2 separate regions of the Homo sapiens genome follow, and region 2 is linked to region 1. Evidence: read pairs that join two places in POLR2A ChIA-PET (ENCODE). Cell type or tissue: OCI-LY7. All regions are shown on one strand. Links, peaks and the distances in the headings refer to the core of each region. The heading gives the core; the rest is flanking DNA.

Region 1 (15,928 bases), core at 2,553-10,552:
ATCACTTCCCAAATAAACTACTTGCACCTAAGTTTTTGTCTCAGGGTCTGTGTCTTAGGTTAAAAACCTCTGTGTCGGCCAGGCGCGGTGGCTCACGCCTGTAATCCCAGCACTTTGGGAGGCCAAGACGGGTGGATCACCTGAGGTCAGGAGTTCTAGACCAGCCTGGCCAACATGGTAAAACCCCATCTCTACTAAAAATACAAAAATTAGCCGGGTGTGGTGGCAGACGCCTGTAATCCCAGCTACTCGGGGGGCTGAGGAAGGAGAATCCCATCTCTACTAAAAATACAAAAATTAGCCGGGTGTGGTGGCAGACGCCTGTAATCCCAGCTACTCGGGGGGCTGAGGCAGGAGAATCCCTTGAACCCGGGAGGCAGAGGTTGCCATGAACCGAGATCACACCATCGCACTCCAGCCTGGGGGACAAGAGCGAGACTTTGTTCCAAAAAAAAAAAAGAAAAATCTGTGATCTGTGTCTTAGGGTTTTCTCGGGAACCTCTATCCCATGACAAGGAGCTGAATAGAAGGACATTAATATGGGTGCTAGTTTTAAAGGTACTGGAAGAGTTGAAAAGACAACCATGGGGCCGTGAGGCCCACCCGGAGATTAGAAATAGAACATGGCACATGTATACCTATGTAACTAACCTGCACATTGTGCACATGTACCCTAAAACTTAAAGTATAATTTAAAAAAAAAAAGAAAGAAAGAAATAGAAATAGGCTACAAAAAGAACCACCACTAGAGACACACAGCCAAAGGGAAGAGGTGATGCTTCTGGAGCTAGGGAACCCGGCACCCTGTGGGAAATAGAACCCCATGTGGATGGGGGTGAGGCTGCTTGAGGGTAGCTGGAACCCAATGGAGGCTTCTGCAAGCAGTACCTTTTTGTTGACTGGAGGGAGGAGGCAGGAAAAATACGTGTCAGTGCCGCCCACTGGCTGAACTTAACCAGAAGCCAGTTGGTAATGGAACCTGGGAAATGCAGTTTGAAGAGAAGCTTGGAAAAATGATCTGAGAGTAAACATACAAATACCTAGCACAGTTGGTGGCTTTAAGAGGAGAAAAAAGGGAAGGGAAGGGGAGGGGAGGGGAGGAGAAGGGAGGGGAGGGAAGGGAAGGGAAGGGAAGGGAAGGGAAGTGAAGGGAAGGGGCAACCTTGATTAGTGTCCCACCCCCTTCCCTGGCTCTAAATAAATGAACATGTATGCTATGGTCATGCTGACATCCTTGTCTCCTCCTTTATCTTCAGAAGAGAGCAGTAGCTATGAACACAGGCTCTGGGTCCAAACAGCCTTGGTTGCAATCCCAGTGGTGCTACTTGCTAGCCACGTGGCTTTGAGCAGGTTCCTTAACTTCTTCCAGCTTCACTTTCACATCCATAAAGTGGAGACACTAGTAGAATCCACCTCACTGAGTTGCTGTGGGGATTTAACGATGTATTCCATGCAAAGCACAAAATGAGTGTCTAAGAAATGTTCATGCTTATGGAAACAGACTGTTCTTTGAGTTTCAATCAGCTTATTCAAGTTCCTGCTAAAACATGTTTCTTCTCCTCTTTACCACTCACACCTCCAACTTCAATGTCTAGAATCTACCCCTTGTCTCTACTTCACAGTCTTTAAAGTAAATAAATAAATAAATCTTTCTATTTTCATAGAGGTTCTGTGAGAACTGAGGAGAAACAGCCTTTCTCCTCCCCTCTGGGCTCACAACCCTCTCTCCGCATCCCCTGCCCCCTCCCTATCTTTGCTGGCCAGTTGTTCACAAGTAGCTTAACAGTTTTGAGAATACAAAAACAGGAAATTATGCCCCAGCCCTAAGACTAAAAAACTCATGTGCAAATCCTTCAGTGGACAGATTTCTTCAGCTTTCAAAAACTAAGGCCTTGAAAAATCAGGTCCCATGGCCAAATTTTCTGGATTTGCTTAATCATTTCCTTTGCAAATTTATAACCTCTTTAACCATGAAGAGAGATGGTGAGAAAGGGGGAGGCGGGAGTTGAAAATGTTTTAAGTTAACCGCAAGACAGGACAGGAAATTCTGGAGGGGTGTGCATTTCTCTTTAATCCCTTAGTGGCAGAGAGGCCTAAGATAGCAGCTCTGGAAAACTATTTATTGTCCCAGAAATGACCGTTCTGGGATATTGTTTTGCTGTTGATATTGACCCAGAGGAAAATGTGGCAGCCTTCTTCATTCAGTGGCTTAACAGAGAATAGAAGAGCAGGGAAGGCTCTGAGACACCCCGGTCTGATCCTTTACTTGACTCATGCAACAGACACTTATTGAGTGGCTGCCCTGCCCTCCAATGGATAGAGAGGACTGAGACAGCCTCCCAAAGAGGTGAAATAACTTCCTCGCTTTTTCAATGCCATTTGAAAAGTTAAGGAATCTACTGGGGGCTGTCTACTAGAAGAATCTAAAATAGGTGATCCAAAGCTGTTTTATTATTAAAATTCCTGAAAGACAAAAAGAAGTGACTTTTTTTTTTTTTTTTTTGCCCTTCCTTCTCACTTTCTGAGTTTTTCTTGGCTAATCGGAGTTATGTACTTTTTTTAACCTTTAAGGTAAGTTCCTGTCTTTAGCAGTGGTTTTTATTTGAAGCCAGGGCCCAACCCACTTATGTTGATCCAGCAAATGAAATGGAATGGAACAGAATGGAATAGAATAGAATACAACAGAAAGCTCATGGTGCATCACGGGTAATATGGTTAACATCCATTAGTGGAAGGTTTGTTTTGATTACTAATGTATGTGTATAGACTCAAAATGTATTTCTTATTATGATTTGTAATAAGAAAACTTTAAAAGCCTCTGATCTTTAATATAGTTCAGCAGCGAAAGGTGTGGGATCTAGAGTCTACTGGCATGAGTTTGAATGTCAGCCTGTCACTCTGACCGGCTGTTTGATGTTGGACAAGCTGATTATCCTCTCTGAACCTCACTTACTTAAGGGAAATACAACACAATAAAGAGAGATATAAAGTGAATATTGGATATCACAGTGTCTGAATTTCTGGGGTCATTTATCTGCAGAAAATGCCATCCTGCCCCCTATATCTTTCCTTTGGCCCAGCGTTCTGCCAGTTGTCTAGGGTCTACTCACCTTAGGTAAAGCTACTTCCTCTATCTTAACCTCTCTTGATTTGATCTCCCTTCATTCCCTCTACCTCCACTTGCTATCTCTAACATCATCTGTGGAAAACCAAAGCCATTTAATATGTGAAATTTCTCTTGGGAAAAATGGCTACATAGTTGCAGACCATCTTACCTACTGAGTACAAACATGAAAGCTAGACAAATACCTCGAAGGCATCCTAAAAGAGAGATGCAGTGCTCCACTTCAATTGAAAGCAACAATAAGACTGACAGCTGATTCAGCAGAACTAATCAAAGTCTGAGGACAAACTCCTTAAAAAAAAAAAAAAAAGATAAGATGGAAAAGAAAAAGAAAGAAAAGAAGAAAGAAAAACAAAAGGGGTTTAAAAAAAACCCTGCCAACCTATAGTTCTACACCCAGTAAGAAATAGCTATCAAAATTGAAGATTGCTATGTTTTCAGATAAACAAAAACTAAATTCTATATTACCAGCAGGTCCTTACTAAAAGAAATACTAAAAGATACTCTTTAAGAAAAAAATAAAATGATCTCAGATGGAAGAATAAAAACATAGGAAAGAATTAAAAGCAACAGAAGGACAAATGTGTCGGTAAATCTAAACGAATACCAACTCTATTAAAAGATCATAATAATGTCTTCTGGGATTTAAAAAATATATAGAAGGCCAAGTGTGGTGGCTCACACCTGTAATTCCAGCACTTTGGGAGGCCAAAGTGGGTGGATCACTTCAGGTCAGGAGTTTGAGACCAGCCTGGCCAACATGGTGAAACCCCATTTCTACTAAAAATACAAAAATTAGGCAGGCATGGTGGTGCATGCCTGTAATCCCAGCTGCTCGGGAGGCTGAGGCAGGAGAATCACTTGAACCCGGGAGGCAGAGGTTGCAGCAAGCCAAGATTGTGCCACTGCACTCCAGCCTGGGCGACAGAGCAAGCCTCCATCTCAAAAAGAAATAAAACATAAAATAAAATAAAATATATGTAGAGTTCAAATACATGGTAGCAATAACACAAAAGGTAGTCAAGAAAAAAACGGTACTAAACATGTTCCAAATTATTTTATTGCCTGAGAGCTAGCAAATGTACTAATTTTATTAGACTCTGATAAGTCAGGAATTATCATTGTAATCTATAAGGTAATAAAAAATATAGAAAAAACAAGCTAATAGGAGAAGCACAATGATTGAAAAAAGACCTCATTAATTTAAAAGGTCAGAAGGGAGAAAAGGGGGAACTGGTAAAAGTTGAAACTAATTAAAATAGTAATATATTAATATTGTGATAGTACTATACTAATAATTACTTTAAGTGTAAATAGACTAAATATTCCAACTAAAAGACAGATTTTATGCTAAATTAAAAAAAAACCCAAATATAATCTTCTTACAAGAGATAAGACCTAATATAAGCACACAGAAAAGATGAAAATAAAGATAGAAACAGATATTTCATGAACATACTAATCAAAAGAAAGCTAGTGTAGCTATTCTAGTATCAGATGAAATACACTTTAAGAAAAGAAACAATATAAAAGGTAAAGAGGATTATCTTATAATAACAAAAAGGGTCAATCCTACAAGAAAAAGCAATTCTAAATCTACAGTACCTGCTAGAATAGTTTCAATATACATAAAGCAGAAACTGCCAGATCTAAAAGGAGAAATAAATCCACAATTATAGAAGTAGGCTTTAACCTATTTCTATCAGCAACTGATAAACAAAAAGATAATTTAAGTCAGTAAGAATGGAGAAATTTTGACCAGCACTATTTACACACTCAGCCTAACTGACATTTGTAGAACAAACCAACCAATAACTGCACACTACCTCTTCTTTTTCTAAGTGCACACGGAACATTTAACAAAAGTTGTCACATGCTGGACTATGGAGTAGGTCTCAACAAACTTCAAATGCTAAAAACACACAATATGTTCTCTGACTACAGTGGAATTAGCTAGAAACCAATAACTAAGGATAAGAAAATGTCTAAATAATTGAAAATGAGGCAAAGCAATCCAAATAGCTCATGATTTAAGAGAAATCACAGTAGAAATTAGAAAATATTTATTTGACATATCAAAATGTAGGATTCAGCTAAAGCTGTGCTTATAGGGAAATGTTTATCTTTAAATACACATATTAGCTAACAAGAGAGGAAGAAAATCAATGACCTAAGCACACACTTTAGAAAATTAGAAAAATAAAAGCAATCAAACCTAGAAAAATTAGAAACAAGGAGATAATAAAGACAGTTATGAAAAGAAAATAAATGTACAACAAAACATCTCTTTGCAGAGATGCAACACCTCTTATTGATAGATTAACAGACCTACCATTCATTTGTTCATCCATCCTTGCATTCGTTCATTCATTGAATAAATATTTACTGAGAATCTATGCTGTGGATAAGGCACTGTTCTAATTTCTTAGAATAAAGAAGTGAACAAAACAAAGTTCTTCCCTTCAAGGAGCTTATATTTTGGTACAGGAAACAGGCAATAAACAAACAACTAGTGATAAGATGTCAAAAACTGGAATATGCTATTAGTAAATGAAAAAGTGGAGTAATACCGAGAAAAGGGCATGTGAATTTAGTTGGGTTGATCAGGGAAAGGCTCTTTTAAGATGACATTTGACCACAGAGTTTCATAGACTGGGGAGTGAATCATGCAAATATGAGGAAGAAAAGCATTCCAGACAAAAGGAAGAGGTACTGTACAAGCCCTAAGGTGAATGCACATTTGACACATTGAAAAGAGCTCGTGTGCCCTTGGATAATGTTGGACAGGCTGTCAGAAACCAGAAAGACCTTGTAACCATGATGGTAAGACCTGGATTTTAGCCTGAACTTGATAGGAAGATGCTAGAGCATTTTGGGCAGGGAAGTGACAGAATCTGATCATTCATAAGACCTGCTTTTCCATTTCTCTTCCAAGTAGGTTAATTTGTCACTTTCCTCCCTGACAGGCTTTAAATTCTGTAATTCAAGTTCTATTAGCATGATTTTCCAAGGAAAAAGCAAACTTTCTCCATAAATACATCCTCCTGCCCTCCTGCCAGGAGAGAGAGGGCTTCAAGCAGCTTTTCTAAGAGCGATTTTTTTCACCCCATGATAGTTGGATGTTAGGAAAGTGACAGAGACAGAACAAGTCATAAACATCACTGAGGTCTGAGGTTGGTTGAACAGGTGTATGTGAAAACCCTTAACCCCACCAGGAAGGACGTGTGACTATGAGGAGGGAGTAAAAATATGATGAAACTGTTAGTGGACTTTCTGTTCTGAGCTCAAGAAACATTTCCACCATGCAAGCAAGTAGAAATGTAAATGACACTTCAGAGAAGAGTTTCCAGTCAAAGATATGGGTGCAGTAGCCTTCAAAAGACAGTGATCATTTCAGCAACAATTTTCAACGCAACCTCCCCAGTACAGCCTACAGTCATGTTTCTTCGGGAAAGGGCAACGCATTCTGCTAAAACTTGAATTTGTTTCCAAGATTTAAACACCAGAAAAATGCATATGCAAATTCAGATTTCCATGTTCTCTTGAAATATTGGAAGTTGGGGGATCACGGACAAAATATAGGACACCAAATGACCCTTCCCCTTTGCTGGGGCTTAGTCTCACTTTTACACAATCCCCACAGAACTCTTCTTACCTGCTCAGCCCCCAGAGCTGTCTGCAGATATGCTCTCTAGTTTAAGAAATGAGGTTGATGAATTGGGGAAGAGAAAGCACCTTTCTCAAAGCATTTCCCAGAGGACCACCAATCCTATAAGGTATTCTAAGGGATATAAAGCTTCACATTGTGCTAGGCAGAATTCTAAAGTGGTCCCCAAGATTGTCCCCTCCTTGACCTGGTGTACATGGCATCCATAATCCCCTTACCTGGAACATTGGCTGGACCTTTGAATTGATGAGCTTTCACTACTATGATTAAGTTACATGACAAAGGTAAAAGAATGTTGTATCTAAGGTCCCCAGTCAGTTGACTCTGATTTGATCAAGAGGAAGTTTATCCTGGGTAGGCCTGGTTTAATCAGGTGATCCCTTAAAAGGAACTAGGGAAGCAGCAGCAGACGTTGTCCCATGGCTTTGTATGGGACACAAGACAAACTGCCATGCTGTGGAGAGAACAACACAGCGGCCAACTAGGAGCTCCAGGAGCTGAGTCCCTCAGTCCTACAACTGCCCAGGAACTGAATTCTGTCAAAAACTAGTGGGCTCAGAAGAGGACCCAGGCCTCAAATGAGATGACAACCCTGACCAACATGTTGATTTCAGCCGAGTGAGACTCAAAGCGAAGGACCCATCTAACTTATACCCAGAGTCTCAAACTGTTAGACAGTAAATGGGTATTGTTTTAAGTGACTAACTCTGCAGTGATTTGCTACATAATGATAGAAAATCAATACACCTGTGTCCATTCAACAAGATTTAATGAGAGCACCTACTGCATGTTACGTGCTGTTGTAGAAACTGAAGATGCACAGAGAGCGAGGCTGACAAAGTTCTTGCTCTCCTGGATCTTACAGTCTAGCTGCACAGAGAGCGAGGCTGACAAAGCTCTTGCTCTCCTGGATCTTACAGTCTAGCGGGGAAAGTCAGATAATAAATAGGAAAAACAAAGGCCGGGCACGGGCGGCTCATGCCTGTAATCCCATCCTTTGGGAGACCAAGGCAGGCAGATTGCTTGAGCTCAGGAGTTTGAAACCAGCCTGGGCAACATGGCAAAACCCCATCTCTACTAAAGATACAAAAAAAAAAGGCCAGGTGCGGTGGCTCACGCCTGTAATCCCACTACTTTGAAAGGCTGAGGCGGGCGGATAACCTGAGGTTGGGAGTTCGAGACCAGCCTGACCAACATGGAGAAACCCCGTCTCTATTAAAAATACAAAACTAGGCAGAGCACGGTGGCTCACACCTGTAATCCCAGCACTTTGGGAGGCCGAGGCGGGCAGATCACGAGGTCAGGAGATCGAGTCCGTCCTGGCTAACATGGTGAAACCCTGTCTCTACTAAAAATACAAAAAATTAGCCGGGCGCCTGCAGTCCCAGCTACTCTGGAGGCTGAGGCAGGAGAATGGCGTGAACCCAGGAGGCGGAGCTTGCAGTGAGCCGAGATCGCGCCACTGCAGTCTGGCCTGGGCGAAAGAGGGAGACTCCGTCTCAAAAAAAAAACAAAAAACAAAAAACAAAACTAGCCAGGCTTGGTGGTGCATGCCTGTAATCCCAGCTACTCAGGAGGTTGAGGCAGGAGAATTGCTTGAAACCGGGAGGCAAAAGTTGCAGTGAGCCGAGATCCCGCCATTGCTTCCAGCCTGGGCAACAAGACCAAAAACTCCTTCAAAAAAAAAAAAAGATACAAAAAAATTAGCTGGGTGTAGTGGTGTGTGCCCTTAGTCCCAGCTACTCAGGAGGCTGAGATGGGAGGATTGCTTGAGACTGGGAGGCGGAGGTTGCAGGGAGCTGAGATGGCATCACTGCACTCCAGCCTGGGCAACAGAGCAGGGTCACACGTTTGACCTTCAGTGGTCACACGTTTTTGGGTTTTTGTTTTGTTTTGTCTAACAAAAAACAAAAAACGTGTGACCACTGAAGACTAAGCAGGACAGAATATAACTTCGTCATGCACACTCCTGAAGGTTATATTAATAGATTCTGGGTTACTGACTCTAAGTAGCAGAAACTAATCAGCAAAGATAATTCAAGAGGTTACATAAGCAAAAATAATAGTAATAAATAGGAAAAAAGAGATATCGTTTTATTAATGTTGATAAATGCCACACATCCCAAAATACTAAGTCAGGGAAAGAGGACGGGATGTTATGGATAGCCAGCGACAGCTTCTCTGAGGAGGTGACATGGAGCATGAACCTGAAGGACAAAGGGAGCAAGCCCTGGAGGAATCTGAGACAACATCATGGTTTGAAAACACCCACTGTTGTCTTTCTCTTGAGGATCCCCAGGACACGTGAGGATACTAAAGGTTCTGAGAATCCCTGCAGTAAATAACCAGTTGCAAGTTGCTGAGCCCAGTGCCCCTGAACTTATTAAAACCTGTGATTCCACGAATTAGTCATCCTCTTCACAAACTTTGTAAAATATTGGATCAGCGGCCGGGCACAGTGGCTCACTCCTGTAATCCCAGGTATTCAAGACCAGCCTGGCCAACATGGCAAAACCCCATCTCTACTAAAAATACAAAAATTAGCCAGGCGTGGTGGTGCCTGCCTATAGTCCTAGCTACTCGGGAGGCTGAGGCAGGAGAATCACTTGAACCCGGGAGGCAGAGGTTACAGTGAACCGAGATTACGCCACTGCACTCCAGCCTAGGTGACAGAGTGAGACTCCATTTCAAATATGTGTGTGTGCGTGTGTGTGTGTGTGTATATATATACACACGCCCCATATATATATATACATGTATGTATAAGATCAGGAGCCAAATCCCCGGGGAGCACCTATTTTAGATGTGAAGGGAAAAAGCAGATAGAAATTGGTCCAGAGAAAGAGGTGAGCTTCCAGTGCACCCTCCACACAGCGGCCAGAATGAGTCTTTTAAAATTTAAGTCAGATCAGCTCCAAGCCTTCCAATGGAAGAAACGGGGAGAGGAGTTTGGAGGCTGTTGCTGTCACGCAGCTCAGTGATGACTGGAATTTGACTGAGGTGCTGCTGCAGGATGGTGAGGAGTGATCAGATTCTGGATTTATTTAGAAGATGGGGCGGGTGGGGTTTGCTGTTGGACTGGATGAGGGTAGGAGACAAAGGCAGGAGCCCAGGTTGATGATGAAGGACTCGGGGCTCTGAATCAGGAGCGGCTGATTCATGCTGTGTAGTTAGCATTTTGGAAAGGTAGGGGTGTGTGTGTGATGCAGTCAGATGGTAGTCAGGAGCATTTACATACGTGAGTCAACCTGGGAGTGAACTTGTGTCCAACTGAACATGAAGCAATTATTCAAAGTTGGTTTCCGGAATATTCCCAGGGTGAAATAACTTCCTGTGTTTATCACTGCCTTCTCAGTTGAAGTGTTTGCTTGTCTAGTGAACTGAGTTAGCCTTGTCTGTTGAAACTGGCAGTGGTGGGGCATGTAGGAAAAAAAAATTCTATGAAAATCTCAGGGAGCTGACAGACACTTCTAAAAGAAAAGAAAGTGAACAACATTATCCCTGGCCTCTTTTATGAGAGGGGAATTGATTGATTTATTCAATGCCTGATTGAGTATTGCCTATGAGTAAAGATTTAGGGGAGTGATAAATCAGAAAAACACAGAACACCCCAGTATAATGGGAGGGAGCCACTCCAAAGGCCAAATGTCGAGAAAATACTATAGGAGCTGCCACATGCATAACTGTATTGCAGACCCCTGTGTGATATGCTGGAAGTCTTGGTTAAGAACATGGATTCCCACTGAGCTAAGTGGGAGAGCTTGTTCAAGCTAAGACACTGAGCTAGAACATCCTGTCTCAGTTTCTTCACTATAAAATGGGCGTGGTGCTATTATGGTAATAATGGCGTTGTTCTATGGTGATAATACCATCATCATGGAAGTAAATCAGATACAGACACACACTGCTCAGAGCAGTGCCTGGCATCAAGTTAGCACAAAATCAGCATCTGCAACGTTTATTATGACGCTGTTTCAGACATGTATTTTTCTTTATTATGAAACCACAACGTATTTTTAAACGTTAGAGGAGAGAACGGAAAAACAACCATGATAATCCCATTCCCCGGCACAATCTTAATTTTACACAGTCCTTGCAAATATTTTTTACATTGACCATTTCATACTTATGAAAGTAGCTGGCATATAGTAGGCACTCAATTAAATGCTCGCTGGCTGACTCCCCAGTTCAGTGCAAACTATTTTGTTTTATGCTTTGTGTATGTAAAATTATATCAGATATATTTCGCTTTGGTTTCTTTTTCCTCATAAACAACACGATTACAATTTTATGGCTACAAGATATCTCATGGTGTCAGTGTAACAAGCCTTGAATAAGTCATTTTTCTTTTGCTGTACTATTATACGTGGAATTACTACAAACCACACTATTTTAGATAACACCACATTGAACTGTTTTGTACACAGTGTTTTGCCTTTTTTTCTAAAATTTCTTAAGACAACTGTGGAATTTGGAAATAAATACTCTCAGCTAAACTTTTAAGTTATCTGTTAGGTAGCCTAAAAAAGTTAAACCAAAATGAGATTCTTTTTATAAGATCAGGTTGTAATAAAATGAACTTCACAAGATGACAGTCACGTGAACGAAATAGTGACCTCATTTTCATTTTGAAAAGCTGCTTTCCCCTCTTCTGAAAAAGTTGTATTAGAAACGATTCCTCCAATACTCTAGTGATCTTTTATCTGAGATTAATAAAAGATACGAGTATTTTGATGTATTCATTAACAAAAGAACAATAAATTCACCTTTAGTAGGTGTAAGTAAGGAAAGATCTCAGCAGATCTGGTTAACTCTAAGTCTGGCTTTAGAAAGCCACAGTGGGTTGGGCATGGTGGCTCACGCCTGTAATCCCAGCACTTTGGGAGGCCGAGGCGAGTGGATCACCTGAGGTCAGAAGTTCAAGACCAGCCTGGCCAACATGGCGAAACGCTCTGTCTACTAAAAATACAAAAATTAGCCAGGCGTGGTGGCAGGCACCTGTAATCCCAGCTACTCGGGAGGCTGAGGCAGAATTGCTTGAACCCGGGAGGCAGAGGTTGAGGTGGGCTGAGGTCATGCCACTGCCACTCCAGCCTGGGCAACAGAGAGAGACTCCATCTCAAAAAAAAAAAAAAAGAGAGAGAGAGAGAATCTTTCTCCTCAAACTCTCTTTTCTTTATCCTTTTTTTTATTATTTATTTATTTATTTATTTTAAGAGACAGGGCCTTGGTCTGTCACCCAGGCTGGTGTGCAGTGGCGTAGTCATGGCTCACTGCAGCCTCAAACTCCTGAGCTCAAGAGATCCTTCTGCCTCAGACTGCTAAGTAATTGAGACTACAGGCACATGCCACCATGCCCAGCAATCTTTTCATTTTTTTGTAGAGAATGTTTTGAGCTATGTTGCTCAGGCTGGTCTTGAACTCCTGGCCTCAAGGAATCTTCTCATCTTGGCCTCCTAAAGTTCTGGGATTACAGGCAAGAGCCACCACAGCCAGCCATGTCCTTTCTTATTTTATCACCTGAATTATGGCCATAAGGCAGGATGAAAAGAAAATAAAATTAGAGAACCTGAGAATGAAATCATTGATTCAGTAACTGTTGCATGTTCTCCTCTATGGAGTTATTCCATTTAATCTTCAGAGGAACCCAGTGAGGTGGGGTTCTTCATCTCCTTTCTACACATGAGAAAACTGAGGTGTAAAGAAGTTACAGAATTTGCCAGAAGCCACAGAGCTGTTAAGCAAAAAAGCAAAGATTCCAAATGGGAGTGTGTGATTCCCAGTTTGCAGACTTAATCACGAGGCTGCATCGCCTCCTGCCATGTTGGGGAAAGCAGCGGGGTCAGTATGAGGGAGGCGGGCAGAGTCCTTCTCTCAGCGAATCACACAACTTGTTCAGGTCAGCCTGAGGAGACAGGGGCCACATCTTTGTTGCTAGCTTGTGTCTATAGCTCCCTAGAGTTCTGTGTTTCTCTTATAAAGTTAAGAACACACAACACCCCCTTGAGTTAGGAGCAGGAAAGAGTTGACTTTTGTTACCCAGTCTTGGAGAAGTTGATGGTTCTAGGTCCTTTTAATGGTGTGGAGGCCTGACATTTGATATCTGGGGAAAAGGTGGGAGAAAAAAAACTCCAAAATCCAAGCCCAGGCTGCTTACGGCCTGCTTGCCTGATTGCTTGTCAAACAGGAACCCTTCCTTGGCTGTCTTCCCTCCTAAATGATTTTCAAACTACAGTTTTAAAAACAGTTCCTTTGGGGAATTATAAAAGCAATGATGTTTTTGACGGAAAATTGTTGTGTCAACAGAAATGCATGAAAAATAAAATCACCAATTTCCTCATCACCCAGAGAGAACCACTGTTAACATTTTAACCACTTTTCCTTCTTTTTTTCTTTATGCAGAAATACTATTTTGTAAGCACTCAACTGCATAAAGTTTCATAGCATGCACTTTTAAAATTAAACATTGTATTACCAGCATTTTCCCATGTTTTAAAATTTTTCTAAAACTTGAAAAACATGATTTTTAATAACTACCTAATAGTCTACCCTACAGGTTATTATAACATTTAATAATTTCTCTATTGGTGGACATTCCTTTGTATCCTATTTCAAGCAACATTTCCCCCATGCAAATGTTTAGCCTTTATACAGAGATTATAATTTGATTCTACCAATCAAACTATTTTTATTTCACACCAACTTCCTTCTAGGCTTTTCTGTATCAGAAGAGTTGGGATGTAAATTACGGGAGTGATCTCAGCTCAGAAACAAATTCCATTGCTGTACCGTAGCAGCAACGCCCTCTGAGGAGAAGCCAACATGCCCTTTTAGTGAGCTTTTGGGTCACTCCAGTTAAAAGCAAACCAACACAGAAGTTTCCCTTGACTGTCTTCCCCCATCCTGTAGCCCTATGTTTCACTTCCCCTTAATTTCAATTTCTGCCTCTTTACCTCCCATTTACTTCTCAGAATGTTGTAATCTATTTTCCACTCCCATAACTGCTGAAACAGCCCTTGCAAAACACGAAATCCATTGTGCTATGCTTTAATTTCTAATTGCACAAGTGATACACAACAGCACTTTCTTAGTTAAAATGATAATCAACAATTTAAAGATAAAGGTAAACATTAAATTCATTTTTTTTTTATTTTTTTATTTTTTCTGAGATGGAGTCACGCTCTGTCGCCCAGACTGGAGTGCAGTGGCACAATCTTGGCTCACTGCAACCTCCACCTCCCGGGTTCAAGTGATTCTCCTGTCTTGGCCTCCCAAGTAGCTGGGACTACAGGCATGTGCCACCATGCCTGGCTAATTTTTGTATTTTTAGTAGAGATGGGGTTTTACCATATTGGTCAGGCTGGTCTCAAACTCCTGACGTCAAGTGATCCTCCTACCTCGGCCTCCCAAAGTGCTGAGATTACAGGCATGAGCCACTGCCCCTGGCCTAAATTCACTTTTAACCACTTATTCCCAATCTCAGGAACATCAAGGGTATCTAGTGTTGTATATGTGATGCGTTTTCTTCAGATCCTGTTTCTAAAGAAGTGGGGGTGGAAATGAGAGGGGGAAGAGGAGGGAGGAGGAGAGGGAGAGGAAGCCGCAGCACAGGCCATCTATAACGCTATATTTTCCTATAACTCCACTTTTTTGTGTGAGGGGGCGTTTCTTTTTGGTTTTGTTTGTTTGTTTTTTGAGATGGAGTCTTGCTCTGTCACCCAGTCTGGAGTGCAGTGGCACGATCTCGGTTCACTGCAACCTCTGCCTCTGGGGTCCAAGCAATTCTCCTGCCTCAGCCTCCTGAGTAGCTGGGATTACAGGTGCCCGCCACCACGCCCGGCTAATTTTTGTATGTTTAGTAGAGATGGGGTTTCACCATGTTGGCGAGGCTGGTCTCTTGGCCGGGCTGGTCTTGAACTCCTGATGCACGTTTAGGTTGTTTCTAGTTCTTCACTGAAACAAATAATAATACAACAAAGGGCACCCTTTACCACTTCTCCCTGTGCACCCATGAGAATTTCATTTCTCTAGGGCAGGTAAAGAATTGCACCTGCAGGCTGATTGAGTGCGCACTTTTCCTTTTAACATTAATAGGCTCCGACAACCTCTCCACCACCACCACAACGCGGCACATTTACATCAACAACCCATTTCAACCCCATGCTACTCGGCTCTTCAGTAGCCTCGTACAGCAGGTTCCCCACTTCTATCTTTTATTCCACTTTGCCTTCCTGTTGCTTGCCCGCTCTCCCAGCCCAAGCTTCTAAATCCCTTTTGCAATCTTCTCCTTTTCTATCTGTCCTGAAATGTGATTGTTGCCTGGAATTCTCCTTGTTGTGCCTGAATGATCTCGTATATTCCTATGACTTGCACAACCGGTTCCCTCAGGGGTCACAGACTCAAATACTTACCGAAGGCAGGTGGGGCAAAGAAATACTAGGGAATCCGTGTACCTCCCCCAATACCCAAGCCCCGACCCCACCCCCCAGCTCCAGCTGTTGTTGCTTTATTGGAATCTATGCCTAATACTCTCAGATTTCTTTTTCTCCAAAAGGAGGTGGAAATCTAGCTTTAAATATAAGTGCTCGCATTTTCTTAAGAAATGAAAATCAATTCAAAAGAAATTTTAATCCCTTGTGTTCAACAAAACACCCCTGTGGAGTAGGTTCAGCTGCCAAGATCCCAGATGGTGACTTCGACCTCAAACAAAATCACTCTCTTCCTCAAATTCTCCCTTTCCTAACACCCACCTGTGCCTTATCCAGTCAGACACCACTCCCGTGAGTGACTGAGAAATCATTCCAGAATTCAGCCCATCGTTCTGTCCTGTCATTGCCTTAATTCCAACTCTCAACAAATCAAATCCTGACTGTGACCAGAACATCCTAACTGGCTTTCCTGCCATTAGGCAATGCCTACCCTACCTGCCTTGTGCTACCCTCCACTCCATTCAAAAGCATCCTTGCCACGGCCGCTGGAGAGAACCTCATGTCAGAGGAGGCAGGGAGGGGAGAAGGAAGAGGTGGAGGCAGAGAGGAGGAGGAGAAAGGGAAAGCATCCGTGTCTTCCCTGCTCAGAGTGCCTTGCTAACGCCATGTTGCCCATCAAACAGTTGCTAACTGTGGCCACCTTTGTTC
Region 2 (15,928 bases), core at 2,687-10,686, 220 kb after region 1:
ATCTGGCCTCCAAAGCCTAAAATATGTTTTTTTTTAATAGTTAATATCTCACCATTTACCAAAAAATGTTGCCAACTCCTCTTTTATTCTATTTCTTTTTGTCTTTGGAAAAACAAATTGTACCTCACTGTGACTCATTCACTGAAATGAGAATAGACCCAAATATAGTAGGTAAGACAGGAAGCAATCCTCCGTCATAATTTTAGTGTCTCTTTGTCATTCGTGCTGTGGCTCCAATTAACAAAGACCATTCAAAGAGCATATGAGATTTAATAGGCGTTTCCACTGTGATTTGCTGCAAGGTCTGAGCAATTTGATGTCATTTTTCAATATCTCTCACAACAATGGCAATCATTTTCACTAAAGAATAAACACACTTTTTGACTCCAGATGCCCAGAGACATTCCAGAAGACTCACACACAGGAACAATCTAAAATTATTCAGCTTTGGCCAGGTGTGGTGGCTCACTCCTGTAATCCCAGCACTTTGGGAGGCCGAGGCAGGCAGATCACCTGAGGTTGGGAGTTTGAGACCAGCCTCATCAACATGGAGAAACCCTGTCTCTACTAAAAATACAAAATTAGCCGGGCGTGGTGGCGCATGCCTGTAATCCCAGCTACTCGGGAGGCTGAGGCAGGAGAATCACTTGAACCTGGGAGGAAGAGGTTTTGATGAGCCGAGATCACACTATTGCACTCCAGCCTGGGCAACAAGAGCGAAACTCCATCTCAAAATAAATAAATAAAATAAAATAATTCAGCTTTGTACTCTATAGAAACATCACATTCAAAGGCAACTTTGTATGTGTGGGGATAATTACAAGTTTGATGGTAAGTGCAGGTTATCTGAGGAATAATTTCTGTGAAGAATTATACAGAAGTATACAGAGTGTTGATTGAAGAATATCTTTTTTTTTTTTTTTTGAATCTCACTCTGTCACCAGGCTGGAGTGCAGTGGTGCAATATCGCCTCACTGCAACCTCCGCCTCCTGGGTTCAAGTGATTCTCCTGCCTCAGCCTCCCAAGTAGCTGGGACTACAGGTGTGCACCACCATGCCTAGCTAATTTTTATATTTTTAGTAGAGACAGGGTTTCACCATGTTGGCCAGAGTGGTCTCAATCTCTTGACCTTGTGATCTGCCCACCTCAGCCTCCCAAAGCGCGGGGATTACAGGCATGAGCCACCATGCCCAGCCGAAGAATATCTTTTTTTTTTTTTTTTTTTTGAGATGGAGTTTCGCTCTTATTGCCCAGGCTGGAGGGCAATGGCGCCATCTCGGCTCACCGCAGTATCTGCCTCCTGGGTTCAAGCGATTCTCCTGCCTCAGCCTCCCAAGTAGCTGGATTACAGACAAGCGCCACCACACCCAGCTAATTTTGTATTTTTAGTAGAGGCAGGGTTTCTCCATGTTAGTCAGGCTGTTCTCGAACTCCCGACCTCAGGAGATCTGCTTGCCTCAGCCTCCCAAAGTGTTGGGATTACAGGCGTGAGCCACCGCGCCTAGCCCAAAGACTATCTTATAGCAAATCTCTACAGATTGAGAAAAATCAAAAGTATTTATGTACCTGTAGGCTTGTAAAAATCTACATGCTATACTTTCATTCAATACTCTATACAGAGCAGACACATTTTTTGCAAAGGATTTGCAACCAAATAACTTTCATAGTTCAAAAAATTTCTGTTTATCAACTTGCTGGCATTGTCATATGGCTATATTATATACAGTTTATAGTTCACGCAACCTGCCAGCTCCAAAATTGTGTTTCTTGACAAATTTGAGGTTTTGGGATTTTTCTTTAGATGGAGTTTCACTGTTGTCACCCAGGCTAGAGTGCAATGGCCCAATCTCAGCTCACTGCAACCTCCACCTCCCAGGTTGAAGCGATTCTCCTGCTTCAGCCTCCCGAATAGCTGGGATTACAGGTTTGTGCCACCACGCCTGGCTAATTTTGTATTTTTAGTAGAGATGGGGTTTCCCCATGTTGGTCAGGCTGATCTCGAACTCCTGACCTCAGGTGATCCACCCGCCTCAGCCTCCTAAAGTGCTGGGATTAGAGGCGTGAGCCACCTCACCAGGCCTGGTGTCTCTTCTTATAAGGACACTAATCCCATCAGATAAAGGCTCCACTCTTATGACTATATTTAACCGTAATTACTTTCTCACTCCAAATACAGTCACATTTGAGGTTAGGGCTTCAACATATGAATTGGGAGGGGACACGATTCAGTCCATAGCAACCTGTAAAACAATAATTTCTCAACAAATGGTAGCTAGTATAATTTTATTATTATTATTAATCATCATCATAGCTTTCAAGAGCAGTCCCCACTCTGAGCTTTGCAGGTTTGTGAGCAGCTCAGACAATTACCCCTAGCTGGGACAGATAGAAAAAGCTCATAAGGTTGGGCATGGTGGCTCATGCCTATAATCCCAGAGCTTTCGGAGGCCAAGGCAGGAGGATCGCTTGCATCCAGGAATTGGCGACCAGCCTGGGCGACATAGTGAGACCCCATTTCCACAAAAAATAAAAAATGAGCCAAGTGTTGTGGTGTGTGCCTATAGTCCCAGCTACTAGGGAGGCTGAAGTGGGAGGATCACTTGAGCCTGGGAGGTTGAGGCTGCAATGAGCTGTGATCACGCCAATGCACTGCAGCCTGGGCAACAGAGTGAGACCCTGTCTCAAAAAAAAAAAGCTCATGAGCTAATGAAATAGTCTTTCTTTCCAAGTGAAATGAAAAACTGGATTTCACAAGTAGCGATCATTGTTTACCAAGAAAAGAAGAAACGATTTTGAAGAATATTGTGAAATGCTGAAAGGCCAGAAAAAAAAAAGTCCTCTTTTCTCATTGGCAGACAGAGGAGATGGGTAAGGTGGCATCTTTCTTCAAAGCCAGTTCAGCCTGGAGATGAATGTGAGAGCTTCAGGGAAAACCAGCTCCTGCTCGGGCCCCCAGAATGATGGGTGAGCTCTGACGGAGACTGAAGCCCACATGAGGCTCTTCTGGTGCCTGCAGTGGATAGACGTGCTGGCTCTCTAAAGAAAGAGCCAGGCAGATGGCTACCAGCTCCAATTACTTTCCAGTCATTTCTCAAGTGTGTAAACTCTCTGGGTGCTATTGTCCTCCGCCCCCCTTTCAGGAGGGTATTAATGCCAGATTAGTGATCTGAAGCAGGCCCTCATGCCTCTGTGGGGCTGCAGACGGGTGCCTCCTTGAACGTGGTGTTTCCAAAACAAGACACTGGCCTCCGAGAATGTGTTTTATCACCTCTCAAGCCTTGAATGGGAAAATTCAGTGGAGATTTGCTTTTCATTATTTTCTCCAAAATGTGTGTGTAACTCCTAGATATTTATTCCCTCAGGAGTACTCCCACACACATGAAATACCGTACAAGTTTATTTGTTGCAGCACTGATTGTAAGAGCACAGGAGCAGAAATTATTTAAATACTCATTCATAGGAGACCGGTGACAGAAATTAATTCATTAAAAGGAATACTATGCAGCAGTTACGGCAAAGAGTGAGGAGGTGCTGGCAGGTACGCAGTGACGCCAAAATCACTGTGAAATAACAACAGCCGGGCATGGAGGCTCGTGCCTGTAATCCCAGCATTTCGGGAGGCCGAGGTGAGAGGATAACATGACATGAGGCCAGGAGTTCGAGACCAGCCTGGCCAACATGGTGAAACCCCATCTCTACTAAAAATACAAAAATTAGCCGGGCATGGTGGCTCATGCCTGTATTCTCAGCTACTTGGGAGGCTGAGGCAGGAGGATCACTTGAACCCAGGAGGCAGAGGTTACAGTGAGCCGAGATCGTGCCACTGCATCTAGCCTGGCGACAGAGGAAGACTCTATCTCAAAAAAAGAAAGAAAAGAAAAGAAAAGAAAATGTACACAATACATACCACAGAGGTTGCTTCCAGATTCATAAAATAACTCGGGAAATATATATGAGAAACTTGAAATAATAAGTTTTCCACAGGGAAGGGACTTGAAAACAGGAGGGAAGACTCAAAACAGGAAGGGACTTGAAAACAGAAGGGAGACTCAAAATCCTTTGTACCTATGAATTTGGTATCATGGCATGTATTCATTAAAAAAACTTATATATATGGTTATCTATACACATACATATATATACATATATATATATATATATATATATATATATATATATATATGTATATATATATAAAAGTTTAAATAGCCAGGCACAGTGGCTCACGCCTGTAATCCCAGCACTTTGAGAGGCCAAGGCAAGCGGATCACAAAGTCAGGAAATCAAGACCATCCTGGCTAACACGGTGAAACCCTGTCTCTACTAAAAATACAAAACATTAGCTGGGTGTGGTGGCACATGCCTGTAGTCCCAGCTACTCGGGACGCTGAGGCAGGAGAATCACTTGAACCCGGGAGGCGGAGGTTGCAGTGAGCCAAGATCGCACCACTACTCTCCAGCCTGGGCAACAGAGTGAGTCTCAAAAAAAAAAAAAAGTTTAAATAATACCTCCCAAAATAAAATGTATGATTATTATTGTATGTATTATTAATTATTATAATATTAAAGCATTGAGGAAGAATGGGAAACATCGTAAACTCTTCTATCTTCTTTGTAGTTCCTTTGGTAGTTTTAGTCTGAAATAATTTGATTTTTACAGACCTACAGCGTTCCCACGGGCCATTCACCCAACTTCCCTAATTATTAACATCTTACGTAATCCTAAGTCATTTACTAAAACTAAGAAATTTACATTGATGAAATACTATTCACTCAGCTTCAGACTTTATTCCAATTTCACCAGCTTTTCAATTAATGTCCTCTTCCTATTCCAGAATCCCACCCAAGACACCACACTGCGCTGAGTCTTCACATCTCCTTGCCTCCTTAAGTCAGAGACAAACTACTGTTTTATCACTGGCGCCATTCTCAGCCAACAGGAAGACTCAGAGGGAAAGAAAATACTTTGATTTTTTCCCTTTTTTTTTTTTTTGAGTCAGAGTCTTGCTCTGTTATCCAGACTGGAGTTCAGTGGCGCGATCTCAGCTCACTGCAGCCTTCCCTTCCTGCGTTCAAACTATTCTCGTGCCTCAGCCTCCCTAGTAGCTAGGATTACAGGCACACACCACCACGCCTGGCTAATTTTTTTTATTTTTAGTAGAGATGGGGTTTCGTCATGTTGGCCAGGATGGTCTCGAACTCCTGACCTCAAGTAATCCACCCGACTCGGTCTCCCAAAGTGCTGGGATTACAGGCATGAGCCATCATCCCCAGCATCCTACTTTTTAAGTGTAATTAAATAATTTTTAAAAAAGAATAATTAGGCCAGTCGCGGTGGCTCACGCCTGTAATCCCAGCACTTTGGGAGGCTGAGGCAGGTGGATCACGAGGTCAGGAATTCAAGACCAGCCTGGCCAACATGGTGAAACCCCATCTCTACTAAAAAATACAAAACTTAGCTGGGCATGGTGGCAGGTGCCTGTAATCCCAGCTACTCGGGAGGCTGAGGCAGGAGAATCGCTTGAACCCAGGCAGCAGAGGTTGCAGTGAGCTGACATCGCACCACTGCACTCCAGCTTGGGCGATAGAGTGAGACTCCATCTCAAAAAAAAAAAAAAAAAAAGAATAATTAATGGTGCAAGCCAGACTTATGAAGAGCTTTATTACGTGTAGGGCCCACCGTAAATGGAAACTCTGGTGCCCCTGGTTCAAATTTGTGAAGGGTTTTAAGACATCAGTATTGAAGCATTAAACCAAGCATGGGGCCTTCTGAGATCAGGGCCCTGTGCAGCTGCCCAGGTTGCATATCCTGGAGCCGACCTTGGCCATGAAGGCCAAACAAAATGTCTTGGGGCCAGACTGGGATCTACCTGGGTGATCAGTTTTCCTGAATTTTGTTTCACACCATAAACTCCCTCAAGAGAAGGGGCTGTGTTTCCTGAAAACCTTCCACATACTCCTTGTCTAGCAGGAGCTCAGGATTAGATGAGAGGAAGATCTGTATGATAGACCTACCTATGATAGATCTAGATTTGCATAGGTGAGGAGAAGCAGACATGCGTAGAGAGCTTCGGTAGCAGCAATGGAGCGTTTAATACTTTATGGGAAAGGAAACAAGTAAACTCTTTTTTTTTTTTTTTTTTTGAGATGGAGTCTCACTCTGTCACCCAGGCTGGAGTACAGTGGCATGATCTCGGCTCACTGCAACCTCTGCCTCCTGGGTTCAAGTGATTCTCTGCCTCAGCCTCCTGAGTAGCTGGGATTGCAGGTGCACGCCACCACGCCCCCGCTAATTTTTGTATTTTTAGTAGAGACGGGGTTTCCCCATGTTGGCCAGGCTGGTCTCAAACTCCTGGCCTCAAGTGATCCTCCCGCCTCGGCCTCCCAAAGTGCTGGGATTATGAGCATGAGCCAGCACACCCGACCAACAAGAAGTAGACTCTTAATCTTGAAGATTACAAAAATAATAATAAAAGGAATTGTCAACATTATCAAGCACTTCTTATGTGCCAGACACTGTTCTGAGCATTTTATATATTCACTCATTTGTTTAACCTTCAAAACAACCCTAAGAGGCAGGGATGATCATGGTACCCATTTTACAGATGAAGAAACTGAGGCACAGTGAAGTTAAGTCACTTGTCCCAGGTCACACAGCTAGGCAACGGTGCAGTCGGGACGCTGTTTAGTTCGTCTGCCTCCAGAGCCAGCACCCTTAGAATGCACTGCTGCAGAATGAATGGCTGGGCTTCCAGGAAGAGGACCATGGCATCCTTAGGCTGGTGCTGGAAGTTGGCCAAGGAAGTTTTTGCCAGCACCAGGTGGGATCAGGGTAATGGGAGGAGGAAACCAATAGGAAATAGATTTTGAAGGAAGAACAGGCAGCCTGGGCAGCTGGGAGGTCTGCAGAGTGGGAAGCAAAGATGGCTTCAGGCGACCCCTAGAGAAACTGGCCTCTAAGCTGCTCTGCCTAAGGCAAGAAAGAAATTCAGAGGCCAGGCGATGTGGCTCAGGTGATCCACCCGCCTCGGACTTTGGGAGGCCGAGGCGGGTGGATCACCTCAAGTCAGAAGTTCAAGACCAGCCGGGCCAACATGGTGAAACCCCGTCTCTACTAAAATACAAAAATTAGCTGGGTGTGGAGACGCGTGCCCGTAATCCGTGCTACTCAGGAGGCTGAGGCAGGAGAATCGCTTGAACCGGGGAGGCGATGGTTGCAGATTGCGCCACTACACTCCAATCTGGGCGACAGAGACTGTCCCAGAAAAAAAAAAGAAAGAAAATAAGGAAATTCAGATCTCTGGAGATAGAGACCAGGGAAGAGAGTTAAGAGGGAAAAACGTGAAGGAGGGAAGTGGAGCCAGCGCCTCTGGGACACCTGTGGAAGAAGAGAAGGAGGGCGAGGAGAAGAGCACAGCGGACAAGAGGAGCTTGTGCGGAAGAAAGGCCGAGGGCGGGTGTGGGAGTTGAGGGGTCTGTGGTGCAATCCCCTCCCCCAGCTCCGCTGCTCAGCTTTCGTCATTCTCACCTGACCTGTCGCATTCCACAGTAGTTGGAGGTGCTGGGTCTTTAGTACAAGCCAGGTGACTGGGGACCACTCCGCACAAGGCAGAGGGGAGGGGCGTTTCAGGGGTCCCAGTGTCTCCCCGACCCCTGGGAGTTTTCTCCACCTCTGCCAGGCACACTTGGTACTATGGGAAGCACCAGGACCCACCTTGGGCTGGGGTTGAAAGGAAGAATTTGATGGTTCTGCGCAGGAGCCCTTGTCCACCCACAGCCCTGGTCCACCTGGTGCGGGGGATTCCTCTTTATCCCATTTGGGGAAGGTTATAGCAAGCAAGGGCAATGGTCCCCTGTCATGGTCATCATTGTCCCCTGCTGCCGATGGCAGGATCAGGTGCAGAGGGGTGCTCAGTGTTTGTTGAGTGCATGAATGAAGTCCAGCAAACACAACTAGACCCGAGGGACTCACTGGGGTTGACAGGCAGGCTCCCTGGGAGGGGAAGGGGCTGCAGGAAGGAGGGGACCTGGGTTTGGGGAAGAATTGGTGCAGAATCCTGCCCCAGGCATGGTGGTGGCTACTCCGGAGGCTGAGGCAGGAGAATTGCTTGAACCCCTGAGGCGGAGGTTGCAGCGAGCCGAGACTGCGCCATTGCACTCCAGCCTGAGCAACAAGAGCGAAACTCCATCTCAAAAATAAATAAATAAATAAAATAAAAATCAAAATCCTGGCCCAGGATCTGGTCCCTAAGCTAAAGTCCCATCGTGGGTGCCGGCTAGTGAGAGAAAGGGAGCATTCGCAGCCTGGCTCACCCCAGCCCCCAGAAAGGCAGAGTCTCTCAAGCACGTGCACATTTGGAGCTGGGTAATTCTTTGTGGGGATTGCTTTGTGCGTTGTCTATTGTGCAGCATCTCAGCACCTTCACCCGCTAGATGACCCATGGTGATCCTCCCCACATTGGGAAAACCAACATGTCTCCAGACACTGCCAAACCAGGCCTCCACGCCTGGCTAATTTTTGTATTTTAGTAGAGACGGGGTTTCAGCATGTTGACCAGCCTTGGAATCGGCCACTGCTTTACGGTAACCTGCCCTCTTCTTTCCTCACCTCCGCGTCACAGACGCCTGGTTTCCAGCAACTCTGGTGGATTTTGCAATCACCAATCTGAGGACATCAGAGGAAAACTGAGACACCACAGGACACCTGAGTTCTCCCGCAAAACCCCTTTCCAGAGTGAGTTCAGTGGAATTCAAGCTGATGGATGTTACATCCACGCTCAAGATACTTTGTCAGTTTGTTGTGGTTGTTAGTGATTCAGCTGCTTTGTTTTAAAAATGAAGACACCAGGGCTCACAGGAGTTAAGTGACCTGCCCAAGTTCACGCAGCTCGCTGCCAAGCAAGCAGACCATTCATTTCTTACCTGCACGAACTAGTGGGAATGCTGCCAAATGATACAATTTTGAGTTGGCGAAGGGCATTCATGTTGGCGCTTTTAACCTCAAAGTGCCTGAAGGGTTAAGTAAAGTACCCTGGGGCCCGCTTTCCATTTCCAGCCTGCTCCCGGGGCTTTCTGTTTTGCTAAATGCCTGAAGGAGGCAGCTTGGCCAGCTGCAGCCTGTTTGGACATAACACTCAGTTGAGGGTCATTGTGATGCTCCTGAAAACAGGGAGAGAGGGAGGGAGGGAAGGAAGGAAGGAAGGGAGGGAAGGAAGGAGGGAGGGAAGTAGGGAGGGAAGAAGGAAGGAAGGGAAGGAGGGAGGAAAACTTCAAGTTCTTCAAACGCATGTATCAGGAATGAAGCAGGCGGGCTGTGGAACCAGTGGACGCCATGAGGCAATGTTTTTACATAAAACAATGAGGAGCAAGTGAGTGAAACTGGTTTGTTTTAAAACATGGTTGTCGTGTGTCATGCACTGTCCTCTCCGAGCCTTACTCACCTCTGTTGGCACGTGTGAGCCAGAGCTCACCCTGAACCTTAGGGATCAGGGTCATGTGTCAGACCAAGCCCCGGGAAGGGCAAGGCCAGAATCAGCATTCACCACCTGGATTGTTCCAGAATCCCAAACAACTCGAGGATGTGGCTCGCCACACTGGCTGCAGACGCCCTCACACTGGTGTTTGTCAGCAGACTCTGGTAAAGGGCTGCTTATGAGTTCCTTCCCAGACCTAGAGACATGTTTCTGCACTAGGCTGTGTGTGTCCCCAGCAGTGGTTCAGGTTGAGTGGGTAGCAGACAAGCAGAGGTAAGGCAACCAGATGCTGCACAGTCATTAAATATGTTTTTGTTGAGCACCTACTGTATACCAGGCACTGTTTTAGTCACTGGAATACAGCTACAGCTAAGTTCCTGCCCTTCCTCCTTGATCTGACAGAGTAGTCCATGGAGACAGTTAATAAACAAATCAATATTTATAATTTGCTCTGTTGCCCAGGCTGGAATGTAGTGACACAATCAGAGGTCACTGCAGCCTCGACCTCCTGGGCTCAGGGCTCAGGTAGTCCTCCCACCTCAGCCTCCCAAGTAGCTGGGACCACAGGCACACACTGCTACACCAGGCTAATATTTTCTGTTATTTAGATGGGGTCTACCCCGTTGCAATCCGTTACCATAAGATGCTGGTAATTCTCATGAGAAAACTGAAGCTGAATCAAGGGCTAGAGAATAACAGAGGGGGGCCATTTTAGGTAAGGGAAACAGGGAAGCCCTCTTGGAAAAGGGTGGGTTGGGGTTTTCTGGATTTTTCTTTTCTTTTTTTTTTTGGAGACAGGATTTCATTCTGTCACCCAGGCTGGATTATAGTGGCATAATCATAGCTCACTGCAGCCTCGACCTCCTGAGCTCAAGCAATCCTCCTCTCACCTCAGTCCTCCCGAGTAGCTGGGACTATATGCATGCATCACCATGCCCGGCTCATTTTATGTATTTTATTTATTTTTGTTTTTTTGAGAAGAAGTCGCACTCTGTCATACAGGCTGGAGTGCAGTGGCACAATCTCGGCTCACTGCAGCCTCCACCTCCAGGGTTCGAGCAATTCTCCTGCCTCAGCCTGCTGAGTATCTGAGATTACAGGCGCATGCCACCACACCTGGCTAATTTTTGTATTTTTAGTAGAGATGGGGTTTCACCATGTTGGCCAGGCTGATCTCGAACTCCTGACCTTGGGTGATCCACCCACCTCGGCCTCCCAAAGTGCTGGGATTACAGGCGTGAGCCACCGTGCCTGGCCTGGCTAATTTTTTATTTTTTGTAGAAACAGGGTCTCGCTATGTTGGTCAGGTTGGTCTCGAACTCCTGGACTCAAGGAATCCTAAGGAGGGAGATTGGAGGCTGTTCTGGAACACATACCATCAATGTCTTAGGTAAGAATGGAGTCCAAGGCCGGGTGCAGTGGCTCGCGCCTGTAATCCCAGCACTTTGGGAGGCCGAGGCAGGCGGATCACAAGGTCAGGAGATCGAGACCATCCTGGCTAACACGGTGAAACCCCATCTCTGCTAAAAATATAAAAAGTTAGCCGGGCGTGGTGGCAGGCGCCTGTAGTCCCAGCTACTCAGGAGATTGAGGCAGGAGAATGGCATGAACCCGGGAGGCAGAGGTTGCAGTGAGCCGAGATCACGCCACTGCACTCCAGCCTGGGCGACAGGGCGAGACTCCATCTCAAAAAAAAAAAAAGAATGGAGTCCAAGACTGTCAAACACACTTTTGAAAAAGGAGGTGGCTCAAACAGATATTGGTACACCAGGACTCACCACAGCATTATTCACAATAGTGAAAATGTGGAAATAACTCAAATGTACATCATCAGATGAACAGATTAACACAATGTAATATATACATGCAATGGAATATTATTCCACCTTAAAAAATAGAATTCTGGGCTGGGTGTGGTGGCACGCCTATAATCCCATCACTTTGGGAGGCCAAGAAGGATCACTCGCGCTCAGGAGTTCAAGACCAGCCTGGGCAACACAGGGAGATCCCCTTCTACAAAAATAATAGGAAATATTAGCCAGATGTAGCAGTGTGCATCTGTGGTCCCAGCTACTTGGGAGGCTGAGGTGGGAGGATTGCCTGAGCCCTGAGCTCGGGAGGTCGAGGCTGCAGTGATCTGTGATTGTGTCACTGCACTCCAGCCTGGGCAACAGAGTGAGAGCCGGTCTCAAAAAAAAAAAAAAAAAGGGGAATACTGATATATGCCTCAACATGGATGAATTTTGAGGACATTATGCTAAGTGCATGAGGCGAGACACAAAAGGACAAATATGAATATTGTATGGTTCCACTTATATGAGATACCTAGAATAGTGAAATGTATAGAGACGGAAAGTAGAGTGGAGGTTGCCAGGAGGTGGGAAAGGGGCGGATGGGAGTTAGTGTGTTTTTTTTGTTTTGTTTTGTTTTTCTTGAGACAGAGTCTTGCTCTGTCAGCCAGGCTGGAGTGCAGTGGCGCGATCTCAGCTCACTGCAACCTCCGCCTACTGGGTCCAAGCAATTCTCCTGCCTCAGCCTCCCAAGTAGCTGGGACTATAGGTGCACGCCACCACGCCTGGCTAATTTGTGTATTTTTTGTAGAGACGGGGTTTCACCACATTGGCCAGGCTGGTCTCAAACTCCTGACCTTGTGATCCATCCACCTCGGCCTCCCAAAGTGCTGGGATTACAGGCCTGAGCCACCATGCCTGGCCGGGGAGTTAGTGTTTAACAGGGATGGCATTTCAGTTTGGAATAATGAAAAAGTTCTGGAGATGGATGGTGGTGGTGGGTGCACAATGAGGTGAATGTACTTACTGTCACTGAACCATGCCTTGAAAAATGGTTACAATGAGGCCATGCATGGTAGCTCATGCCTGTAATCCCAACATTTTGGGAGGCTGAGGTGGGAGGATTGCTTGAGCCCAGGAGTTTGAGAGATCAGCCTGAGCAACATAGCAAGACCCCATCTCTACAAAAAAAAAAAAAAAATAGAAAAATTAGCTGGGCATGGTGGTACATGCCTGTAGTGCCAGCTACTCTGGAGGCTAGGATGGGAGGATGGCTTGAGCCTGGGGAGGTCAAAGCTGCAGTGAGCTGTCACTATGCCACTGCACTTTAGCCTGGGCAACAAAGTGAAACCCTGTTAAAAAAAAGAAAGAAAAGAAGACAGGGGAGGGGAGGGGAGGGGAGGGGAGGGGAGGATGGTCAGACTGGTAGATTTTTGTCTCGTATATTTTACCACAATTTTTAAAAACACACTTAACTGAAAAAAAAGAGGTAGTTGGTGGAGGGAGGAAGGCAGGGACAGGAACTACATTTGTTGAGTGAAAATGACCCTGGACCAGTCAGCCTGTTAAGCCTTCCATGCGTATTATCTCATTTAATCTTTACAACGTCTTTAGGCTTTAGATGTGAGCCTAGTTTACAGCTGAGCAAACCAATGCTCACAGCGATTCAGTGCCACAACAAAGCTGTGATTCCGTTCCACATTCCTCTCTCTGCCCACACTATTAACCTGCTGCCTTTAACCCACACATCACCCCCTTGTCATTTGCTTGAGCCATCTGCAAAAACCACTCTCTCCCATGCTACTTTCAACAGAGTTGGCTGCCACGGTAGAGACCTTAAAAGGGGCTGAATTGCATAGGATGAATTCATAAAAAATATGAGCTCATTTGAATCTTGAAATCTCAATGGTATCATTTTCATTTTGAAAATAAGTCATGTCACTTGTTCCACACACAAATTCAGGTACTTTTCTGGACACTGGAGAGTGTTAAAGAGATAAAGAAGCCAGCTACTTGATGAAGAGCCTGATCTAATAGGATAATCAGATAAAGAAATCAAAAGCACCAACTCTGTGTCACAAGCATTTGCTCAGGATGCAGAGGAAGCTCAGAGGATCCCAGAGAAGGGGTTTGCAGTTACTCCTAAGAAACCAGAACGCTCTTCCTCCCTAGAAAATGTTAGTCACCCTAGAACTTAAACTGAGTTAAGCAGAACTCTAACTTGCAGTTTCTGACACACTTTCACTTCCCCACCCACCTTCCTTCCCACTGGTCAGTTTCCTGGGAAACATTCGCATTTGGAGAACAAAAATACCAATAACATGTCATTAGAATGTCATCAACATGACAAGAACATTTTGTTAAAATAATTACAAGTCCTAAAGTACATGTGACAATTATTTTTAAATAAAATTCCTTTCACAGCAGGGAGTCACTAATGAGATGCTTTGTGTGTGTATATGTGTGTGTATGTGTGCAGGTGTGTATTGTGTGCCTGTGTATATGTGTATGTAAATGTGTGAATGCATGTGTACGTGTATGTGCATGTGTGTGTTTGAGCCTGTGTGCATGTGTATGTGTGCGCTTGTATATATGTGTGTGCTTGTGTGTATGTGTTTGTGTGTGTGTGTGCTTGTATATATGTGTGTGCTTGTGTTTGTGTGTGTATGTGTGCGCATGTGTGTGTGAGCTTGTGTGTGTGCGTACACATGTATTTAATACAAAAAAGCATTTGATTTCTCAGGATGTTTATGCCCTGGGTCAGAACAGTGATTGAGGTTTAATATTAACTTTGGCACAATTTAGGTAAATTCTGTTACTTGGAAAGAATTAGCAAGGCCTCTGGGGTTTTGTGATGGAGACAAGATATCATGGTTGTAACAAAACCTCATTTTTGTTAACTTTGTCCAAGAAAGAATAGGATGCTGCTGTTTCAAGAGATTTCGGTTCTGGGTCTCAAGTCAAAGGAAGGTTTGAGAATGTGGTGCATCAGAACTCTTTGTACTGGCTCTGGAAAGCTGATTTTGCACATGTCTTTTCAACTCTATCCTCACAGACTGCAGTCTAAAATTAGACATGGTGGGAATATTTACACCGTGGAAACTGACAAACACAACCAAGACTCCTCTGCCTCCACCCACTAGAACCAGTTAACCAGAGTGCCACTGGTCTAGGAGTTATAAACAGTTACTTTATACAGTTGTTCATGGGTATACAGCTTACCCATGAGATCCTGAAATAGACTGTTTCTGCTCATGTGAACTGCACCTCTGTGGTTAGAAAGGATGTTACTGTAATTTATGATACAAGATGGAGCCCTTTTCTCTTGTTTAAAAATGCACTGAAAGGATGTTGCAGGCCCCAAATGTGGGTTATCATAGCTTGCTTAGAAAGGGGAATTTGTAAAAGGGGCAATCTCTAGTTCTGGCAAGAAACTCTATCTGGGCTCCCACTAAGGGATTAAGTATCACGCAAGTACATTCTTGCAGCAGACCGATTCAGCTGGGAGGAAAGTCTCGCCACAACCGAGGGGTTTAGAGGAAAATAACAAATTGCTTCTCAGAACTGGTAGAGAGGATCTTTCAATTCAAGAACATACAGACAGCAAAATGCACAGAATGTAGAGACAGGGTGGGTTTTTTATTTTTATTTTTCAGGGAATTGTGCTCACCACATGTTCTGGTTCCATGGACAGAGAACACATTTTATCCCATCTGTAAGTAGAATATTTAAGATTCCTGAAATATTTTGAGTTTCCAAAAGAATTTTATCCTCAATTGATGATGCCTTGGTGCCTGAGTTACAATCTTAGAAAAGTCATACATGTGGTGAAATCAAATGTTGCATATAGTTAAGAACTTACCTGCTTGTAAGGTGAAGTCGCATGAGGAAAATTGACTTACTCATTGTGACCAAGAATTTGAAAATTCAAGCAAACACAGCCTTGAGGAAAGAGATGTATGAATGCAGCTTGCCTAATATTGGTCTAGCCTACAATTATGTGCAGTTATTCATGTGTATCCTTGGACATTACAATAAAAATACACCCAGAAAAGGAACTTATTTTGGCTTCAGTGTCAAGCATGATTTAAAAATACGAAAGTTTGGCCAGGCATGGTGGCTCACGCTTATAATCCAAGCACTTTGGGAGGCCAAGGTGGGTGGATCACTTGAGGTCAGGAGTTCAAGACCAGCCTGGCCAACATGGTGAAACCCTGTCTCTACTAAAAATACAAAAATTAGCTGGGTGTGGTGGCGGGCGCCTGTAATCCCAGCTACTCGGGTGGCTGAGGCAGGAGAATCGCTTGAACCCAGAAGGAGGAGGTTGCAGTGAGCTGGGATCATGACACTACACTCCAACCTGGGCAACAGAGCGAGACTTTGTCTCAAAATAATAATAAGAAGAAAATCAAAGGCCGGGCGCAGTGGCTCACGCCTGTAATTCCAGCACTTTGGGAGGCCGAGGCGGGTGAATCACCTGTGGTCGGGAGTTCGAGACCAGCCTGACCAACATGGAGAAACCCTGTCTCTACTAAAAATACAAAAAATTAGCCAAGTATGGTGGCGCATGCCTGTAATCCCAGTTACTCCGGAGGCTGAGGCAGGAGAAATGCTTGAACCTGGGAGGCGGAGGTTGCGGTGAGCTGAGATTGCACCACTGCACA

What was found. Peaks named below come from ENCODE experiments on the same cell type or tissue, not always from the same donor. Only the 100,000 strongest peaks of a DNase experiment are listed, where the experiment ranks them.
Region 2: POLR2A ChIA-PET joins it to region 1 with 13 read pairs; 13 of 35 experiments call an interaction of 5 or more read pairs at or near these places.

What each region holds. Positions count from the first base shown.
Region 1 is chr20:53,920,878-53,936,805 of GRCh38, reverse strand. The region is part of intron 1 of BCAS1-AS1 (BCAS1 antisense RNA 1); the gene reads right to left. Among named protein-coding and RNA genes, the nearest start is that of BCAS1-AS1, 13 kb to the right of the region's middle. RefSeq lists enhancers at 1,293-1,794, 5,734-5,833. In OCI-LY7, for the core only: no CTCF peak of the experiment used is centred there; DNase peaks (open chromatin) are centred at 6,335 and 10,055; H3K4me3 peaks cover 3,570 bases; H3K27ac peaks cover 6,665 bases.
Region 2 is chr20:53,705,459-53,721,386 of GRCh38, reverse strand. No RefSeq gene overlaps it. Among named protein-coding and RNA genes, the nearest start is that of ZNF217, 120 kb to the right of the region's middle. RefSeq lists a silencer at 5,651-5,851 and enhancers at 7,370-8,271, 8,272-9,172, 9,173-10,074, 13,335-13,384. In OCI-LY7, for the core only: no CTCF peak of the experiment used is centred there; no DNase peak of the experiment used is centred there.